2 separate regions of the Homo sapiens genome follow, and region 2 is linked to region 1. Evidence: chromatin contacts called from ENCODE Hi-C or POLR2A ChIA-PET data. All regions are on one chromosome and are shown on one strand. Each heading gives the region's core, a stretch centred on a gene start or an enhancer-like site at or near the end of the contact. The rest is flanking DNA. Distances are from core to core; before and after follow the strand shown. Region 1 holds the start of AKR1B15 (aldo-keto reductase family 1 member B15). Region 2 overlaps LOC124901750 (a long non-coding RNA gene).

The links. A loop is a pair of places that touch in the nucleus more often than their neighbours do. ChIA-PET counts read pairs that join two places held with the same protein, here RNA polymerase II (POLR2A). Pooled maps may share reads with other maps.
Region 2: a pooled map shows a loop between it and region 1 (4-fold over the local background). The contact joins the enhancer-like site here to the promoter of AKR1B15 in region 1. A Hi-C loop is called at or near these places in 1 of 37 single-sample maps with no recorded cell type and 6 of 50 pooled maps. POLR2A ChIA-PET finds 5 or more read pairs at or near these places in 2 of 52 experiments (activated CD4-positive, alpha-beta T cell and activated T-cell).

The regions. Positions count from the first base shown.
Region 1 is chr7:134,544,635-134,551,419 of GRCh38, forward strand. AKR1B15 (aldo-keto reductase family 1 member B15) reads left to right here and starts at 4,476. Exons shown (of 12, transcript NM_001080538.3): 1 at 4,476-4,615. LOC105375520 (a long non-coding RNA gene) reads right to left here. Exons shown (of 3, transcript XR_928005.3): 3 at 2,723-6,785. RefSeq lists an enhancer at 4,487-4,546.
Region 2 is chr7:134,766,224-134,773,596 of GRCh38, forward strand. The region is part of intron 1 of LOC124901750 (a long non-coding RNA gene); the gene reads right to left. It also overlaps a transcript of CALD1 not described here. Among named protein-coding and RNA genes, the nearest start is that of CALD1, 9.7 kb to the right of the region's middle. Within about 2 kb of position 1,353, at least 6 of the 41 ENCODE cell types and tissues checked have a DNase peak (open chromatin) inside an H3K27ac peak, as active enhancers do.

The sequences.
Region 1 (6,785 bases), core at 3,226-5,725:
GCCAATATGGTGAAACCTGGTCTCTAATAAAACTATAAAACTTATCTAGGCATGGTGGCACACGCCTCTAATCCCACTCAGGAGGCTGAGGCACGAGAATTGCTTGAACCTGGGAGGCAGAGGTTGCAGCGAGCTGAGATTGCGCCACTGCACTCCTGCCTGGGTGACAGAGTGAGACTCCATCTCAAAACAAAAACAAGCAAAGAAACACACAAAAATAAGAGATAAACAAACTTGGACAAAACCATTTGGCAATTTTCTTATAATCAAAAGAGTTTATTCATATAAATAAGAAAAATCTCAGATGCCACAAAGAAAGTTTTTACATAAAATTGACCATTAAATGACATGAAAAATTGTACAGACTAGTAATAAAAATGCAAATTAAAATAAGCTTTATACACTATCAAACCAGCAAAACTTAGAAATAAAAGAAAATCTATCTAGAAAGATTTGAATATTAAGAGGGTTTTTTTCTATGTTGTTTGGCAACAAGTTTATTTTTGTTATTCTTTTACATAATTTTCAAAATTTCCACAATAGGAAATGAACTTTTACATTCTAGAGAGGCATTAAGGATTTAAAAAATAACAGATTTAGCTCAATTAGTTATTTTATACATCCACTGGGAAAACCAAATGAAAGAGACACTTTTACTTGAAATTATTCTCATTTAACAAGCCTTTCGATTTTAGAAAATACGTATTCTGAATGTACAATGCAGTGGAATTTGATTACATTTAATTTTAAATTCTACCTAATTCATTTGTTTTTCCTCATTTGTTGTCAGCATTTTCCCAGACATTTCATGAAAGTTTTGCACCCTTAAAATCTTACAGTGTTGCCTTCCAGCACTTTTGTTGGTTCAAAAATATCAGCCCCCAGATAAGTTAGGGAGAGTTGGTGAGGACCAAGAGGACCTTGACCGTTACTAAAAAATTACGCAAGAGAGGTACTTGTGCCTCAGGGCTCTTGCCCTTGGTATTCTCACTGCCTGGGATGCTCTGCCCTCAGATATTAGAATAATTCTCTGACTTGTATTTTTAATTTCCTTGCCGATTTATCGTCTTTTCAGAGAGGACTTTCTTCATCACCCTATTTAAAATTAACCTACCTCCTCTGATATTTCTTCTTGCCCTTCTAAGTGTTTTCTTCTTCTCCATAGCATTTGTTTATCAATATGTCATGTATTTTATATATTTGCTGTTTGCTTGCTTACCCTGTTTCTACCCACTAGCATGTAAGCTCTATGAGAGAAGGGATTTTTGAGTTCTGTTAATTATTGTATTCCCCGCCTCAATAATATCTGGTGAATAAATAGATAGATGGAATGGATGGAACAATGGATGGACGAATGGATGGGTGGAGGGACGGAGGCATGGATGGATGGTTGGAAACATGGAAAGAAGGAAGGATGGATAGAAAGACAAATGGAAGGAGGGATGGGTGGAAGGATACATGGATTGGGGATGGATGAATGATGGATGGATGGATGGATGGATGGATGGATGAATGATGGATGGATGGATGGATGGATGGATGTGTGGGATATGATGAGGTTTCTCTTCAGATAACCTGATCAATCTTTTATTCTTTAATTCATAGTAATCCCTCCACCTTTTTTCCTTTTTCTCCTTTTTTCTCTTTTTTCCTTTGTTACATGCCCAGGCATGCCACAGTACCAGGTGGTATCTGTACCTGCTCACATTCCTTTCCTTATTTGGAAAGAGGACTAACTTTTTAGCTCATTACAGACACCCCTTCCCCTTTATTCTCTGCCTTTTTTACGTGCCCACCTTATCTAAAAAAAATCCAATGTTTAGCCAACCAGGATTAGTTTAGATTGTACGACCTGACCCTGGCCAATGGAGAAAGGGTACAGGGGCAGTACTTGTGTCAGGAGTAAAGGCTCTCGTGCCCCTTTTTCAGGTGTGCTCTCATGGCGACTGGACAAGGAGGCACCTCTCTGCGCAGAAGTAAAATTGCTTTGCTAAGAATCCTTTGTTCAAGTGTTCAATTTCCTTAAGATTTTGAGCGTTATTCCTAACAGTTCTGGAGCCCAACTTTGGGGCTCGAATCTTCTCCTTTGGGAAGGGGGCCTTCGGTCACCCCACCCGGAGGGGACGCATCCTACTGTCTAGTTACCGTGCCCCTAGGTTGAGGGAGATCAGGGCCCCCCCCCCGCTTTGTGACAAATAAGTCTGGATCTCAGCAAAGCGGGGAGGAGAAGCTTGCAAGACCGCAACAATAAGAGGACCAGGAAATTCTTGTGCATGGAATAAGGTAGGAGACTTGGCGAAGGTGACAAAGTATTTCCCAGGTGGTTGGGATAAGCTGGAGGCTGACAGTGTATGAATGGGACTTAGTATGGTGGTTATGTGGAGTGAGTGAGTCTTCTCTATGGCCTCATGCTGCCATCTGTCAACTAGAGTCAGGAACAGACAGAGTAGACAAAGAGGAAGGGGGAGGGTAGAAATCCAAACAGGTTGGGTTGGAGCCTTTCCCCAAAGCCTCAGTAAGCCTCCAGGAAGGGGGAGGGTAGAAATCTCACAGGAGGGGTTGGGCCTCCTCCCCATAATCCCTAAGATGGGGAACGTTTCAAGTAAGACAGGAAAACTAAAGAGTCTAGAGAGTGATGAATTTCCTTCTGATAGCCCCTTGGGGCTTATGCTAAAGTATTGAAAAAATAATAAGAGAACCAAGTATAAACAAAAACAGCAGATGATAGAATATTGTTGTTTTATTTAAGTTCGAGAACCCATCCTTAAGCCCTCACTTTTCTGGCCAAAATTTAAGTCTAATGAAGAGCGAATTTGTCAGCTGTTAATCAAATATGTTAACAGTAAGAGCCCTGTGTCCCAGGAAAAATCGATTACGCCCTCTGCTGGCGGCAGGGACCAGTTCTCCTTTACCCTTTAGACTCTGGAGGGAGAAAATCAGAAACCAACCTTTCTAAAAAGGAAAGAGTTCCCATGCCTAGACAACCCATACCTACCAAGACATGGGATCCTCTAAATCACCTTCCTTCCTTCAGCGCCCCCAATCCTGCCCCTTTGGTTCCCCTCTCAGGTCCCTCCGGCTGTGGTTTCAGGTTACTCCCCAGCTGTTTCAGGCCACGCCCCAGCCTGTGCTGTCCCTTCAGCTGAGGTTTCAAGTTACTCCCCAGCCGCTTCAGGCCACAACCCACCAAGTTAAAACTATATTAAATCAAAACGCAAGGAGGGAGATTACCAACTCAAAAATTTTAAAATATGAGGCTATCTTTCTGGGAAAAAGGTGATTTAATATTAAGTACTAATAATTCACTTTATTCAGCAGGCTCTTTAACGGGGGATCCAAACGTAAAACGAGAGAGCACGCGTGTTTAAATCGAATTAATTACCATACGAAAGTTCAACCAGACTTAGGAAAAACTCCCTTCAAGACAGGGTGGCACTTATTCATAGATGGAACCTCCCAGGTGATTAAAAGAAAGAGACATAATAGGTATTCAGTGATTAATGGAAAGACTGTTAAAAAAGTAAAATCAGGAAGGGGGTCTAATAATTGGTCTGTCCAAGGGTGTGAACTGTTTGCACTCAGCCAAGCTTTAGGACATTTACAAAACCAAGAAAATCTATCTATACTGACTCTAAGTATCCCTCTGGGGAGGCACACACATTTGGGAAAATTTGGATGGAGAGGGCTCTTATCAATAGTAGAGGCCAAGATTTAGTTCATAGAGAACTGATGCTCGTGTCCTCAACAATCTCCAATTGCCAGAAGAGATAGCTATTGTACATGTCCCAGGGCACCAAAACGACTCGCCTTTCACAAGTCCAGGAAATAATCTTGCAGATCAAATTGTGATACCCTATCTTGTTTTATCCTGATTGACTCTTTCTTAGCTGAGAGAGTCAATAGCTTGGGAGACTCAATTGAGAGTCAATATCGAGAGAGTCAATAGCTGAGAGAGTCTTAGCTTGGTTTCTTCGCTTGCAGCCCCTTGTCCCCCTCCTTAAGGACATAACTGGTGCAAGCTGACTCCAAGCACATCCAAGAATGCGCTTATTGATAAGATACTGAGGCAAGCTGTACCAGCAGCTCCTGGGAGCACACTTGGTTGGTGGTATCCAAAGCCCCTGCTTTTATCACTTTGGGATACTTTAAGCCCCTGCACCTGGAACTGTTTATTTTCCTGTAACTGTTTCTGTAACCATTTATCTTTTAATTTTTTCCTGTTCTGCTTCTGTAAAAAATTGCTTCAGCTAGACTCCCCCTCCCCTCTTTAGGCCAAGGTATAAAAAGAACTCTAGCCTCTTCTTCCGGACCGAGAGAATTTCAAGCTCTAGCTCTTTCTCAGTCGCCAGCAATAAAGGACTCCTGAATTAGTCTCAGAGTGTGGCATTCTCTCTATGACTTGCTCGGTTACGACATTTGGAAGCCCCAGAGAGATTCGCCACCGGGTGAAGACCTGACTCATTCCGGGCTTCCCCAGACAGACAGCTGGCTTACAGGGCCACCTGAAGACGTTCCAGGGCTCCACAGGCCACTGTCTTCTGGAGGGGAACGGATCGACTGCCGGTGCGCCCAGCCAAATTCAACTCCTGAGTCCTCAGTCTCTAGTCCCGGGAAGGTAAGTCAGATCTGACTCTGTCTCTCTGGGAGGGAAACGGCCCTGACGAAGGTCCTCCCTCAGACTCTGTCCATGCTCCAGGACACTGGAGGACAGAGTCCTGGTTTCTGTCAGGATTCTCTGTTAAGTCTAGTCTCTCTCTCTCTCTATCTCTTCTCCCTCTCTCATTCAGGTCTCCGGGAGATCTCTGTTTTAGAATGGGTATAAAAATTGTAATAAACTCTGAGTGAGTGAGTGAGTGAGTGAATGTGGAGTTCAAGGGCTTGCGCTTGAATTTCCAGTTTGTAGCTCCAGGGTGAAAGCTAGGGAATTCGAGAAGGCCCTCACCTGTGGTTCCGTGGTGACCTCATAAGGCTTAGGGCGGCATCAGGCATAGCTCGATCCAAGCCAGGGGTTTATACCAGCCTGCCAATGCCAAGAGGAGCCTAAGTCCCCGAAAGGGGAGCAGCCAGGAGGGCATCTGACTGATCCCATCACGGGACCCCCTCCCCTTGTCTGTCTATAAAAATTGCCATGCTTGTTTATATACCCCAGTGCCTATTGTCCTGTTTAGTGTCTGTCTAAATTTCATATGTCGGATCGTCGATACTGCCCAAAATGACTGGGCAAGGACTTCTTCAAGGTCCTTAGTACAGATTTTCTATCCCAGGAGGTCAAATTCCTCATTAGTCGGTTGGGCTGGCCATCCCAGTCCTGCCTTTCCTGTCAGAAACAAATTAGGTGTTGTTATGGGGAAGGGTGTGGAAGACATTCACCCGTTTAGGATTTCTGGCACCATAAAGATTGCTGGCGTTTGGATTGCCATACCCCACGCCCCAACGACTGGTCCACCTTCTCCTTAGACCAGTGGTGGATCCAAAATAGCCACCCTGCTGACCTCCTTACTCACCTTTTCTGTCATCCCATAACTTTTCCCATGCCCTTAAATAAGGCACTGTGCAGAGAAACCTACACCCATACTGCTCTACTCTGTCTGGACTCTTATTTTACCTCTTTTGGCTACTCTCCAACCTTTAGGGAAATCCAAGTGGCCCCTTTCCTCCTCATCCCCATCCCTTACCCTGCACATCTCATTTTCCTGTGTTGCAGCAAGTCCAGCGTCTCTAAGACTTGGCTGTGTTCTCCCTCCTTAAACCCGTGAAGGAAAGGACCGAGTTTGAACATTTTGCTTTCGAGTCGTGGAGACACCAAAGTTATTTGGGATATAAGTCAAGAAGGGGGGGTCACCTAAGTCCCACTGGCTGAGGATCCCTTGGACCCACCTCTTATCCTCTCCATAGATCTCGAAGCTTGAGGAGACAGACCTTATGTGGCAAGAAATATTGGCTATAGTTGTTTTCCTACTTCTTCTAGCTATAATACTTCTGTTCTTCTGATACCATAGCCTCCCAGGCCGTGAATATCTTTGTCCATGCTGGGTTTAATATTTTTGTTCAAACCTTGTTAATTGCCTCCAGAATAGTAAACTCTTCTTCCCGGCCCCATAAAGATTGGAGTCCTCTCCAGTGTATGTTGCAGAATTTCTCTCTAGGCTTCTCAGATGATTACGGGGTCCGCCTTAAAAAAGGCAAACTCTGGACACTCTGCGAAGTAGAATGGCCAAAGTTTGGAACTGGGTGGCCCCCAGACGGGTCACTACACTTCACAGCTGTTCAGGCTGTGTGGTGGGTCGTTGTTGGAACTCCCGGTCACCCCGATCAGTTTCCCTACATTGATCAATGGCTAGATTTAGTCCAGAGCTCTCCTTCATGGCTCCACTCGTGATAAAACTCTGTAGCCATTCGTGATCCTACCTCCAAGGTCCTTTTTAGCCAGACCTCACTTTTGCCTCCACCCTCAGCTCCCTCGATTCCTCCTGTACTGCCTCCTTCTGAAGAAGAGGAAAGTTTTCTTCACCCATTTCCACCACCCTATAACCCTCCTCCTCCCCCAGAATCTTCCCTTGTCTCCTCAACTACATCCTCTGTGGCCTCTCTGCCTATATCCTCCCAATTATGGCCTCAGCCGGAGGAGGTGGCCCCGCTCCTCCCACTGACAGAGGCCCAAATCCCTTTGGGCAGTGGGCGTTGTGCTCCATTTTTAGTTTATGTCCCCTTCTCTACTTCTGACCTGTACAACTGGAAGGCTCATAATCCCCCCTTTTCTGAAAAGCCCCAGGTCTTAACCTCAC
Region 2 (7,373 bases), core at 103-2,602, 220 kb after region 1:
TCACTGCAACCTCTGCCTCCTGGGTTCAACCGATTCTCCTGCCTCAGCCTCCCATGTAGCTGGGACTACAGGCCACCACACCCGGCTAATTCTTGTACTTTTAGTAGAGATGCAGTTTCACCATGTTGGCCAGGCTAGTCTCGAACTCCTGACCTCGGGTGATCCACCTGCCTCAGCCTCCCAAAGTGCTGGGATTACAGGCATGAGCCACCGCACCCGGCCTCCTCTTTTCTTTATAAATTGCCCAGTCTCAGGTGTTTTTAGCAATGCTAGAATGGCCTAATACATCAGGACTGAGAAAAGTTTTAGTACAGAGAAGCTACTTCATAAATGTTTATTGTGTGTAAGTAGATGAGCAGTTAGTTCGCAAAGCAGCTTCATATGCATTTTATTTCATTTAATTCTTACTTCTGTCCTGTGAAGTAGGTATTATTGGTTTCTAGGGGAGAGATCAAGCCTGGACCTGGGAGGATGCCCATGTTTAGGGAAAAGAAAGCACAAGAAGAAAATGTCAAGAGGCCAGAGAGATAGGACGATAGGCTAGACACTGGCGTCAGGAGCCACCAAAGACGAAGAGAGAAGCAAGAGGAGTTAGGGATCGTGGCGGGCAGACAGGGAGGGAGGAAGGGAGGCTGAAGACAAAATGGCCATGGATCAAGAGCTGAGGTCATGGACAAAGAATGGGGAGGGGCTGCTTCATAAACTAATCATTTGGAGAAATTTGACACTAAGAGGAAAGAGAAGACTGGAGCTAAAAGAAACAAGAGTCAGTCAAAGGTATTTTCACCCCAACCCTTGGACATGTTTACAGACAGAGAGGAGGGACCAACAGAGAGACGAAAGAGCAGGAAGCAGCGTGAGGTGAAATGAAGCTGAAAGGCCCAGTGAGGGTTCAGAAAGGGACCAGACCGCGAAGCTGCAAAGATATTTCAGTTCTCCCTCGTGTACACACACTCTCTCTCTCTCTGTCTCTGTGTGTGTGTGTGTGTGTGTGTGTGTGTGCGTGTGTGACATAAATCCATCAAACCTCAGCAGAGCTTGATCAGTGGTTAGACGCATCTATATCACACAGTTTGCTTAGTCCAAACAGCCATTTCTCCCCAGTTATCGCCAGACGCAGCAATCTCTTTAAAAATATTTTTCCGATCTTAAAAATAGTCTATCCCCCAAGAGAAATCTCTAGCTTCTTGCCTCTCAGATGACAGTCGGCTAGGCCAAAGCTACAGAACCTCACCCAAAATAGATCAAATATTTTAAATGTTTTCTTATTTGCGCCCCTCACAAGTATGCCTGCAATGCAAAGCCAATTATAAGATTGGCTTTTTTATTTTTATTTTTCTGAAATGAGTGAAGTGTGTGTTTTCTGGTTAGGAGGGGAGGCCAGGCCTCACCAAACAGTCTTGGTTGGATTTCAGACAGGCTTCCTTGAGCATGAACGGGAAGAGGAAACGTGCATGGCTGGGTAAGCACGTGCAGACGTGCAGAGCCAAATGGTCTCTCTCAGGACTTGCCATCCTGGAGTCCATCTCTGGTGCCTGTCAGAGCTTCCCCATTAGAACAGCAGTTCTCTAGAGGCACACACCGTGTTTCTGATTATATGAAAGTGACAGTGACAAGATTAGAACAAGGACAGAACCTAACACTAAGCCTTGCAGGTAACAGATGCTCAGATGTTGAGTGAATAAATGAATGAATAAACAAATGAATAGCTGAGAAAACTCTAGCCACAGCTTTGCATGACTCAGATACCCATTGGAGACTGGGAGAAATTTCTGGAAACTTTTTGCTTTCTCTAAGCTTAGAGCAAATCCAACAGCAATGAATATGGGTGGACTGGGAAGGGTGGAACATGGAGACATCCAGTCATCCTCTATAGCTCAGGAAATAAGGAGACAGAGACTTCCTATAGGAAGGCTGAGGGGATGGCCAGTCCTGTTCCATGGAAGTGAGAAACAGTACCATTTATCTCAGGAGCTCCTTCATCTACACTGGGTCTTCTCTGATCATGTCCTCTTTCATTTTGTCAGGTCCTCAGCCTTATTCCGGACCATCAGTGCCCTTCTTCTTCCACCTGCCGCTCCAGGAGACTGGCCCCATCAAAGTGGGTCAGTGCAGGCTCTCATTTCATCTGCACCCTACTGATAAAACAGGTGGCACCAAGTGCTGAGCAGGTGCTAAGCAGGCTGTGGCTTAAGTTATTACTCCTTAAAGAGTGACTATTGATGTTATGGTGTCAAAGCCTTTGTACAAATGTGTGACTAAGCTGAGGACCTCACAGTCAGGGCAGGTCCATTCTCCTGCTAGTTGGGCTGGCCCCAAGTGAGCTACTCTGTTGGCCTGAGGACAAAGAAGCACAGTGGCTTTTCCCGATGTCATAGGAACATCGGAGAAGTAATCTAGAGGACCAGATTGCTAGTTCTCTGGGGGGAGAATGTCTCATTTATATTGCAATTTTTTAAAAAAAACAAAACAACAAAAAGCTTAAGAATAACACAACAAACAGCTGTGTACATACTCTGCAGTGTTAACAGATGTAATTTTTTTTCATAATTGCTTAAGATCCTCTTTTATGCATTGCTGATATATTTTAAATTTCTTAATTTCAAGAGCAGTACCATTCCCCTCTCTCCCTCATGGCCAACAACTATCTTAAATTTGATGTGGTTCTAGTCCATTCTCATATGCATTCTTAAATGATTCATACAAATGGAATAATTCCAATTGCAACCTGCTTCTTTTTTCCCACTCAATATGCTTCTGAGTTTCAGGTACATCTAGGTCATTCATTTTAGCTATTATGTATAATACCCCATCCTATTCCATATATAATATGGTATTAGCTATTATATATTTTTATAATTATACATATATTTATATAATTAGATATTTAGCTATTATGTTATATATCATGGTTTCTGTAGCCTCTCCCCTGTCAATTGCTATTGCAGCATTTTTAACAATGTTTTTACTACTGCAAACAATGCTCGAATGAGCTTCCTTTGACATGTCTCTTGGCTTAAGAGTGTGAGGGCGTCCCAAGAGGATATACCTAGAAATGGGATTACAGAATATAGATGTGCATACTGAAAGTCACTAGATATTGTCAAATCACTCAACAAAGTGAATGCACCAATCTACTTTCCTATCCAAAATGTATAAGAATTTGTACATCATCAACAACGTTTAGTTTTGCGTGATTAAACTTTTTTTTTCTTTACCAATCTGGTTGTCATTGTTTTAACTTGCATTTTTCTGATGACTAATGAAATTGAACATCATTTCAAGGCTTTTGACCTTTGCAGTGTTCTCTAAGTGGACTGTTTATCCTATGCCTATTTTTTATTGGGTTTTCTCTTATACACACACTCTCTCTCTCTGTGTCAGTTGATTTGTAGGCATTCCTTGATAGTCTAGATTTTTTTTTTAAGATGGAGTCTTGCTGTGTTGCCCAGACTAGAGTGCAGAGTGCAGTGGTGTGATCTTGGCTCCCTGCAACCTCCGCCTCCCGGGTTCAAGCAATTCTCCTGCCTCAACCTCTTGAGTAGCTGGGATTACAGGCATGCGCCAACATGCCTAGCTAATTTTTGTATTTTTAGTAGAGACAGCGTTTCACCATTTTGGCCAGGCTGGTCTTGAACTCCTGACCTCAGGTGATCCTCCTGCCTCGGCCTCCCAAAGTACTGGGATTGCAGGTGGGAGCCACCATGTTCTGCCAATAGTCTAGATTCTAATTCTGTGTTTTAAACATTGAAAATGTTCTCTTGGCTTCTCTTTTCCCTTTGTAGATGGTGGCTTTTTTTGAACAGAAATTTTTATTTCTTGATGTAACCAAATTTTTTTCTTTAGTTTAACTCTCACTTAATATTTATAAATATTAATTACCTTTCTCTTTGTAAAAAGAAAAAATGCTCTCAAACCTTAGTGGCTTACAACAGCAAACATTTGTTTCTTGCTCCCGTCACATGAGGCCTGGGAAATAGTAGCTCTGCTGGTGTTGACTGGACTCACCGGCCCAGCCCCGCTCCATGTGTCTTCTTATTCTGGAAACCAAACTGCAGAGCAGCCACTATCTGGGGAGGATTCGTTTCCTGTGCTGCTATTACAAATTACCACAAACTGGGTGACTTAGAGCAATGCACATTTCTTCTCTCACAGTTCTGGAGGCCAGGAGTACAAAATCAAGGTGTCAACAGGGTCGTTGGCTTTTTCTGGGGCCCTGAGGGAGACTGCACCCCACGCCTCCCTTCCAGCTTCTAGGGGTCACTGGCAAGCCTCAGCATTCCTTGGCTTGTAGGTGTGTCGCTTCCATCCCTGCCTCTGTATTCACCCCCTCTTCTCCTCCGTGTCTTGTGTATCTCAAATCTCCCTGTCTTTTTCTTATAAGGCCACTTATGGTTGGATTTCAGGCCCACCTGGACAATCCAGTATGACTTCATATTGAGATCCTTAACTATATATACAAAGACCCTATTTCCAAATAAGGTCCTATATGTTTGGATGAACATATTGTCAGGGGGCACTGCTCAACCCACTGCATGGGGGAATGCTGTTATCATAGCAAAGGGCAGGTGTTCAAGGCAAAAGCAAACATGTGACGCCTCTTTAAGCCTCCCCCATGGACAGGCACGCCGTCACCTCTGGCCACGTTGCACTGCTCAAGGCAAACCACATGGTCAAGTCCGCCTACTTAGAGTGCTGCAAGGAATTCCATTAAAAGAGGAAGTGAATCGGGTAACAATAACCCAATCTATCACAAGCTGTATTGTTTGAAAAGTTAAATAATACTATATGACTTTTAACAAAAGCAGGAGTCCTCCACACCACCCCTTCCTTCAACTGCCTCTTCCCCTGAGCAATGGCTCTCAGCTCCTTCTCAGCCTCCTTTTCTGGGCTGTAAATATTGGGGTGTTAGCTCCCACATCTCCGCTCTTTTCTGTCTGCACTCCCTCAGGTAACTCATTCCTGGTTTTAAATCCTATCTAAAAACTGAGGATTTGCAAATGTGCATCTCAAGCCTGGATCCCTTTTCTGAACACCAGATTTGCATATGACACTCCCTCCCCTCTTAACATCTTAACATGCCTGAAATATGTCTAATATGATTTCCACCCCTCCCTGCAAATGTCCGTCCCCCTCAGGGGTGCCCGTTCTATTCAATAGCACTCCCATTCACTCCATTATTCAGACCATAACAGGAGACACTCTTGATTCCTCTCTTTTTCTCACAGTCCTCATCTAAGCCATCAGTGAATCTCCATGTCCTAGAATTAAATGCTCTCTCAGCTCCCAAGCACCGCTGCCCTAGCCCACAACAGCACCTGTCACCTGGGAGGGGGCAATCACCTCCTGTTTCTGCCTCTGGCAATCTCGCCCCTATTCTAGACAAGGTAGACACAGTGCTTTTTTTTTTCCTGCCTCAAACTCTTCCAATGACCTTCCATCTTAGAACAAGCCCCGCAGTACTTACCACGGCTAGAAGCCTCTGGATGGCGGATCTGGCCACTGGCTCTCACTCCTCCCCAAGTCCCCCTGGGCTCGTTGCTATTTATTTAATATGCACTTGCTGTCTTGCCTTCTGGAAGGCTTTTCCTTCATGTAGTCTCACTGCTTGTTCCTTGACTTTATTCATGTCTCTGTTGAAAACCTTCTTCAGAAAAGACTACCCTGTTTCTCCCTATTCCTTTACTCTTTTTTTAAATTTTTTTATAGCGCTTACCACTGCCTGACATTATATATTCATGTGTTAACTAATGTGTATATCTGCCTCCCTCCATCAAAATGTATCTTGTTCACAACATCTAGAACAGGCCCTGGCATGTGGTAGAAACTCAGTAAATATTTGTTCAGTGAGTGAATCAAAGAATAAATGAACTTTTTTTTTTTTTTTTTGAGACAGGGTCTCACTCAGTCACTCAGGCTGCAGTGCAGTGGTGCAAACATGACTCACTGTAGCTTCGACCTCCCAGGCTCAGGTGACCCTCCCACCTCACCTACTGAGTAGCTGGGACTACAGGTGTGCACCACCACACCTGGTTAATTTTTTAGACTTTTTGTAGAGATGAGGTTTCAGCATGTTTTCCAGGCTGGCCTCAAACTCCTGGGCTCAAGCGGTCTGCCTGCCTCAGCCTCCCAAAATACTGGGATTATAGGAGCAAGCCACCGTGCCCAGCCTTACTGTTCTTTTAGGCATTTATTTCCACGAGCCTAAACAACATACTAATTCTGCTATTTATTACATTTTCAATAGTAGACATTATCTATGATTTCTTGCTGAAGAAAACGAAGGTTTGGCTCTCCTCCCCAGCATCATCCTACTAACATGGTCTTGCCTGCTATCCTCTGAATCTAATTACATCATCTTTGTTTTGGTAAAAATCAATGTGCAATATTTACATTCTTACGATTGTGGTAAATTTTTCTTACAGTTGAACTATATGGTATCCAATGATTACTTTTCCTTTCTTGTACAAATTTTTTTAAATTATAATGACCTCAATCTTACATTTGCTTATTTTCTGTGTACTTATTGCAAGTGCTTTTGCCAAGAATACATTGAATAATCTGTCTACCTCACTTTTCCTTAAAACATTCCTCCTGGCATCCACTGCTGCCGTCTCTAATGGTTGTTTCTTAATGAGCCATACAGCTATTGTCCTGGGATTTTCTTTTACCATTATGGGACTCTTTCACCTCTATCCTGGGTTTGCATTCTCTGTTTCCTGATTTTTGTCCTCCTTCTTGGTTTCTAATTTTCACTCCAAAGTATTATTCCCCCTTCAGGTGAAGCATATAACCTTGGAACTTGATAATTTCAGAATGAAATATGTTTTCATTCACTGTATTGGCCCATTGGGCCCTTTGGATCTGGAAACTTGTATCCTTTAGTTTTCAAAAGTCTTCTTTTATTATTTCCTTTGATAATTTTCTTCTTACTATTTTTTTTCTGTCCTCTTTTTTATGTACACTCAGGTGTAATTATGCAGTGTTTTTATCTTTTATCTTTTCTATTCCAGCTTGCCTTCTTCTTCATTTTTCTGTAAGATTTTTCTGAACTTTTTTTTTTTTTTTCAGGACAAGATCTACCTCTGTTTCCCAAGCTGGGGTGCAGTGGCACAATCATGGCTCACTGCGGCCTCCACCTCCTGGGCTTAAGCTATCCTCCCACCTCAGCCTCCCTAGGGCTGGGACTACAGGCGTGTGCCACCATGCTCAGCTAATTTTTGTATTTTTCATAGAGACAGGGTTTCGCCCTGTTGCCCAGGCTGGTCTTGAACTCCTAGGCTCCTTCTTCTCAGCCTCCCAAAGGGCTGGGATTACAGGCATGAACCACCGTGCCCAGTTGATTTTTCTAAACCTTATCTTGCATTTCTTGA